Linked DNA regions of Homo sapiens: region 1 is linked to region 2. Evidence: chromatin contacts called from ENCODE Hi-C or POLR2A ChIA-PET data. All regions are on one chromosome and are shown on one strand. The core of a region is the stretch at or near the end of the contact, and the rest is flanking DNA. Distances in the headings are between cores, read along the strand shown. Region 1 has its middle 140 kb from the start of ESR1. Region 2 overlaps LOC124901435 (a long non-coding RNA gene).

Evidence for each region. Hi-C counts contacts between places; a loop is a spot of excess contacts on that map. ChIA-PET counts read pairs that join two places held with the same protein, here RNA polymerase II (POLR2A). Pooled maps may share reads with other maps.
Region 1: a map of Calu3 shows a loop between it and region 2 (5-fold over the local background). The contact joins two enhancer-like sites. A Hi-C loop is called at or near these places in 3 of 168 maps with a recorded cell type or tissue (Caco-2, Calu3 and endothelial cell of hepatic sinusoid) and 1 of 50 pooled maps. POLR2A ChIA-PET finds 5 or more read pairs at or near these places in 2 of 52 experiments (HEK293T and HepG2).

Annotation. Positions count from the first base shown.
Region 1 is chr6:151,667,693-151,670,656 of GRCh38, forward strand. It overlaps a transcript of ESR1 not described here. Among named protein-coding and RNA genes, the nearest start is that of ESR1, 140 kb to the right of the region's middle. Within about 2 kb of position 1,324, at least 6 of the 41 ENCODE cell types and tissues checked have a DNase peak (open chromatin) inside an H3K27ac peak, as active enhancers do.
Region 2 is chr6:151,628,607-151,631,306 of GRCh38, forward strand. It overlaps LOC124901435 (a long non-coding RNA gene), which reads left to right. Exons shown (of 2, transcript XR_007059816.1): 1 at 1-1,376; 2 at 1,911-2,700. Among named protein-coding and RNA genes, the nearest start is that of CCDC170, 140 kb to the left of the region's middle. Within about 2 kb of position 1,413, at least 2 of the 41 ENCODE cell types and tissues checked have a DNase peak (open chromatin) inside an H3K27ac peak, as active enhancers do.

The DNA.
Region 1 (2,964 bases), core at 74-2,573, 39 kb after region 2:
CCTTGTTTGCAGGGAGAGGAAGACAGCGACAAAGCATTTCTATGGAAAGAAGGAGTTGCTCATAAGTCTACTATGGACATCAAAATATGCTGATGAGCCACAGCAAGTTCATTACAAAGGGATTTCAGATAGAAGCCTCCTCCTTCAGAGTGAGGAGGAAGAATCATCCAGGAAAGAGAGAAATTATGTGTATTTCATATATTGCTGTATGTACATATTAATCAGCCAGCAAATATTAAGTGCATTCATGGGCAAAATGCCAAAGAGATGAAGAGAAAAATCAGACTCCAAGGATCATATAATCTGATTGTGGAAGAAAGGCATATTCATCATGAAAATGTAGCAAAGATGTTAAGTGAGTGTCTTAGTCTATTCTGTGCTGCTATAAAAAATACCTGAGACTGGGTAATTTACAAAACAATTTATTTCTCGTGGTTCTGGTGACTAGGAAGTCCAAGATCAAGGCACCAGCAGATTGGTTGTCGGATGAAAGTTCAGTTTCTGCTTCATGCATGGTGCCTCCAGAGGACAGGAACACTGTGTCCTCATATGGCAGAAGGTAGAAGGGCAAAAGAGGAAAAACCCTTTTTTTTTCTTTTTTTTTGAGATAGAGTCTCGCTCTGTCACCCAGGCTGGAGTGCAGTGGCTCGATCTTGGCTCACTGCAAGCTCCGCCTCCTGGGTTCATGCCATTCTCCTGCCTCAGCCTCCTGAGTAGCTGGGACTACAGGTGCCCGCCCGCCACCATGCCTGGCTAATTTTTTGTATTTTTTAGTAGAGACGGGGTTTCACCGTGTTAGCCAGGATGGTCTTGATCTCCTGACCTCGTGATCTGCCTGCCTTGGCCTCCTAAAGTGTTGGGATTACAGGCGTGAGCCACTGCACCCGGCCAGAAAAACTCTATCAGTTCCCTTTATAAGGGCACCTAATTTCATTCATGAGGGAAGGGCCCTCATGCCTAATCACCTCTTAAAGCCCTGCCTGTTAATACTATCGCACTGGCAACTCCTGAGTTTTGGAGGGTGCACATTCAAACCATAGAAGTGGGATAAGCCAGACACTTGGGTTTCCTATGGGTCCTCTCCATTTGGTTTTCCTGTTAAAGATTTAAAAGAGCAGAAACACTACTTTATTAGAGAAAGGGCATTTGAACTTGGCCTTTGAACATGGCAGGATTTGGCCACTTAGAGATTGGGGGTGCCATTCCAGGTAGAGAGAAGAGCAAGGAGAATGGAGAGCACTTGGCATTTATGAGAATAGTGAGGGTTCATGTCAGGTTACATGAAGCTGACTCATGACAAATTAATTTGGAAAGGCAGGTTGTGACCAGGCTAAAGGCATCTGGACTTTGCTCTAGAGGAAATGTGAAACCATTGCAGATTTCTGAGCAAGCTGTTGGCCAGAGCCGTGCTTCGGGGCGACTCACAACAGTGGTAGGAAGCTCTTTGGGAGCTGGGAGAGAGAGAGAGAGAGAGAGAGAGAGAGAGAGAGAGAGAGATGGGAATCCAGGGGAGAACAGAACAAGTGAGAAAGCAGCTGCATTGCGGCCCAGGCTGGGGTTGCTGGTTTCTGGAAAGGGGGTAGTGTTGGGGGAGTGGGGAGAGGGGTTAAATGTGAGCTTCTGAGGAAGTACAGGAGGGGTGAATTCCACCATGGAGAAAGTATTCAATAACAAGCCTACAGAGAATTTGAGGAAGGTGGAGGAGTAAAGGACAATGATGTCCTCGAGAAACCTGCTCATGAAACCTGCTCAAGAAACCTGAGGAGGCAAAAGCCTGATTCTAAAGTGTGAGAGAGCAACAGCACAACCTGGGGAGGTGGGGTATCAAGTCCGAACCAAGGGTGAAGGGCAGGGACTCAGGTGCTGGAGTGTTTCAATGTGGATCTTGGGGTTGGCACTTGCTTGCTGAGTTACCTTGGGCAAGTTACTATGTGGTCTTAGTTTCTGTAAAATGGAGATCATGATGTAACCACTTGGTAGGGCTGTTGGAAGGATGGAAGGAGTTCAGAAACAGAAAGCTCCCAGCACAGAGCCTGGCCCGTAATAAACAGTCTATGTGTTTGCTATCACGAGGGTACTTTTAAAGAAATTTAGTGCAGATGAGTATAAATGAGACGTGGAGTGAGTAGCAGAATCAACACAAGGTTTTTCTTATAATGGATGAGAGATTGTAAAACACATTTGCATTGGGGAGAAGGACACATGGGAGAGGGAAGAAATGGAAGACACGGAAGATTTGTTGGAGGCAAATTTAGATCCACGACAAAAGTACGGGAGTAAGTGCATGGGGAAAACTTAGTATTGGAGGGAGGAAAAATGGCCTCACTTTGCACTTCGAATAACATCTACTTTCTTTACCTGGTCCTCCAAAGGCCACCAGGGCCAGCCTCTGGCCTGTTTCTTTAGCCGTAACTCCTCCATTCTCCCCCGCTGCCATTTGCACATCTTGCATTTTCTCAGAGCTGCCAAGATGGTCGTGGCCGGGCCTTCCTCTAGCTAGCCTATCTTCCTGCAGAGCCCTTCCCTCAGCTTCTTACTTGGCTGAATCTGTTGTCTTACCCAGCTCTCACTTTAAATTCCGAAGTCCTTCCCTGACCGTCAGGTCCAAAGTAGCCATTCAACATTCCTTACATTACCCGTTTTTCCATCTTTACATGGCATTGATCTTCACTTGGTGATTCCTTGTTTATTTATTTATTGGTGTACTGCCTGCCTCTCTTCACCAACGTATAAGCTTCATTACAGCAGAGACCTCTTGCCTGGTCATCACAGTATCCTTGGCTCCTGGCACATGGTAGGAGCCCAGTTAAACGTTTGTTGAATAAATAAATGAATACATCCTTCTGTAATATGTGAGAAAAGTGGGAGGCAAGTCTAGGTGAAGAAGGCACTTAAAAAAAAATTTTTTTTTGAGACAGTCTTGCTCTGTCACCCAGACTGGAGTGCAGTGGCACGATCTTGGCT
Region 2 (2,700 bases), core at 163-2,662:
CATATCTTTTATGGTTTTCTTTTGGTTGTGATTGCATTTAAGGAAACCGGAAGAATTTGTGTTAAGGAAAGAATATGTTTCCCCAAAGTTCATATGTTGAAGTCCTAACCTAGATGTGATGGTATTTGAAGGTGGGGCCTTTTGAAGGTAATTAGGTTTAGAGGAAGTCGTTAGGAAGAGCCCACATGATGAAATTAGTGCCCTTATAGGAAGAGGAAGAGACTGGAGAGCTTGCGCTCTCTCTACTGTAAGGAGACAGCAAGAAGGCATCTATGTCTCTGCACGCCAGGAAGAGAGAGCACCAGAACCCAACCACGCTGGCACCTTGATTTTGGACTTCTAGTCTCCAGCACTGTAAGAAGAAAATTTCTGTTGTTTAAACCACCCATTTTATAGTATTTTGTTATGGCAGCCTGAGCTAAGACAGTAAGTAACCTAAAACACTTCCCTAAACACCTCTATAAACTTAACGCAAGTGCCGGTCATGTTTATGACACTTTGATTGTGTATGGTTGTAGCAATGTGAAAAATGCCAAACTTGTAAAATATGTGAAAAAGATCTGCAAAACGTTCATGCCTCTTTAAACACTTGACTCTTAATATTTGTTTTCAAATTTTTTCTCTTTTAGCAAAAATACACAAAATTAAGTAAAATACTAGGACTAAAAGGAACCCAATTCAATGTGATTCTTCACCCATGCAATCTGGTTACCCTCAGTGCAGAGGTTGAGCTGACATTTGTACCTACTGACAGGATATAATTTGTGACTTTGGGGAACATGGTTGCACACTTTTGAGAATCACTTTTTTAATGCTAATTAGCTTATTTAAATTTTTTTTTTATGGTTTCTTATATGTAAGCCAATATATAGTCCGCATGGTTCTGCTAATAGTCCTTAGAAGCTGGCAATGATGTCCTTCGCAGAGATGGTAGAATCCTCTGTGTGATTCTTTCAGAGTGTGTGATGAGTTACAGGAAAACGGCAGTTTCCAAAACAGTTCTGCAAACCACTTCATCGTAATCTTCATAATAGTCACCATTTATTTATGCACCAGAGACTGTGTTGAAAACTTTGTAAGCTTTATGTAATTTAATCTTCCCCTAACCATAATCTTAATGATAATAGTCACCATTTATTTATGCACCAGGGTGTGTTTGAGCACACTGTAAGCTCTATGTAATTGAATCTTCCCCTAACCCACCACTGGCTGGTCTGACCCTGCTGTGCTCTCTCTCTCCCATGCTATTCTGCCTCTTCTTTGGAGGGGCCCATTGTCAGGCCTGAAGCTGGGTATCTGACCAGGTTGTGCCCTGTCCTACACGGGAGTGGGAACTGCTCTGTACCTAGGCGTCTGCCACTGACTCAGAAGTCCAGGTGAGTTGGCTGAGGAGGAAAGACGCCTGCCAAACAGAGAGCTTTGTGTTTGTGGGAGTTCACTCCGACTTCCTGGTTTGGGGATCAGGCTGATTGGCTTCAATTGAATGTTAAAGCTGAATTTTTAAAGCCATGCCTCTTTCACTACAGTGGGGACCTCTATGCCATTCTGCATAGGAGTCTGATAACATGGGTATTAAGGGCATGGAATTTCTAGGTGTACTCACTGGCCTCTAATCTGAACCCCACTTTGGCTGTTTGCTTCTACCTCTGGGCATTGGTTCTCTCATCTAGAAAATGAAGGTTAACAATGGTCCTAATCTCCTATAGTTGGTCGGAGGGGTAAGTAAAATCATAGATATGAAAAGTTTAGTCCTGTGCCCAGCATATTATCAAATCAATATGTATAAGTTATTATTAATATTAATATGAGGCCCTTAATAGGTCCAATCATCATGTATTCATATTTAATGGCTTTATCTCTAGACTAAATCACTGTAATCAAATACTTATCTTTTCCTCCCTCTGGGATAGACTGTTGGATGGTCTTCAGTGAGTCATACCTTCCAGTATTGATGTCCTTTTGCAATCCTTCCCCAACCCACACTGACTCTGGGCTTGGCCAACTGACTGGCTTTGGGCAATGGGACATTGGCAAGTGTGCTGCAGGCAGAGGCTTGGTAAGCCCTTGCACACTGGGGCTTGCCCTGTGGAATGCAGATGCCATGCAAGAAGAGAAGACTGGGCTAGTCTTGAAGAGAGATCCTAAGACCACATGCAGTAAGAGGCTGGTCATCCCAGCATCCCACTGGAGCCCACCCCTGAGCCAATTTTTCAGCTGAATGCAACCACATAAGGGACTCCAGTTATGAACAGAACTGCCCAGTCGACCCACAGGATCATGACAAACAATGCATTATTGTTGTTTTAAGCCACTGACTTTTTGGGGTGGTTTGCTGCGTAGCAGTAGATGGCTGAAACACCCTCCATAAAATAGTGTGAGACATAACCTTATACCAAAATAAAAATTTAGCACGGATGCTATCATACCAATGGCAAATGAACAGTTGTGGGAAAACAGTAGAGCTTTCAATGAGCTCAAAGTAGCATATCTGCATCAGGGGCCCATGCCTTGTTGCCAGGAAGTCCATCAGAAGAAACCTAGGGAGTTTTCAGGAGTCCTGGCTGCTGGGAAAGCCAGCACTGCAGCTGTTGGCCTGTGGAAATGTGAAAAAAAGAAAGAAAGGAAGAAAAAAAAAACCCACAGGCACTCCAACCGCTTCACCACAATAATTGCAACTCTTATTTCTATTTGCCAGCAAAA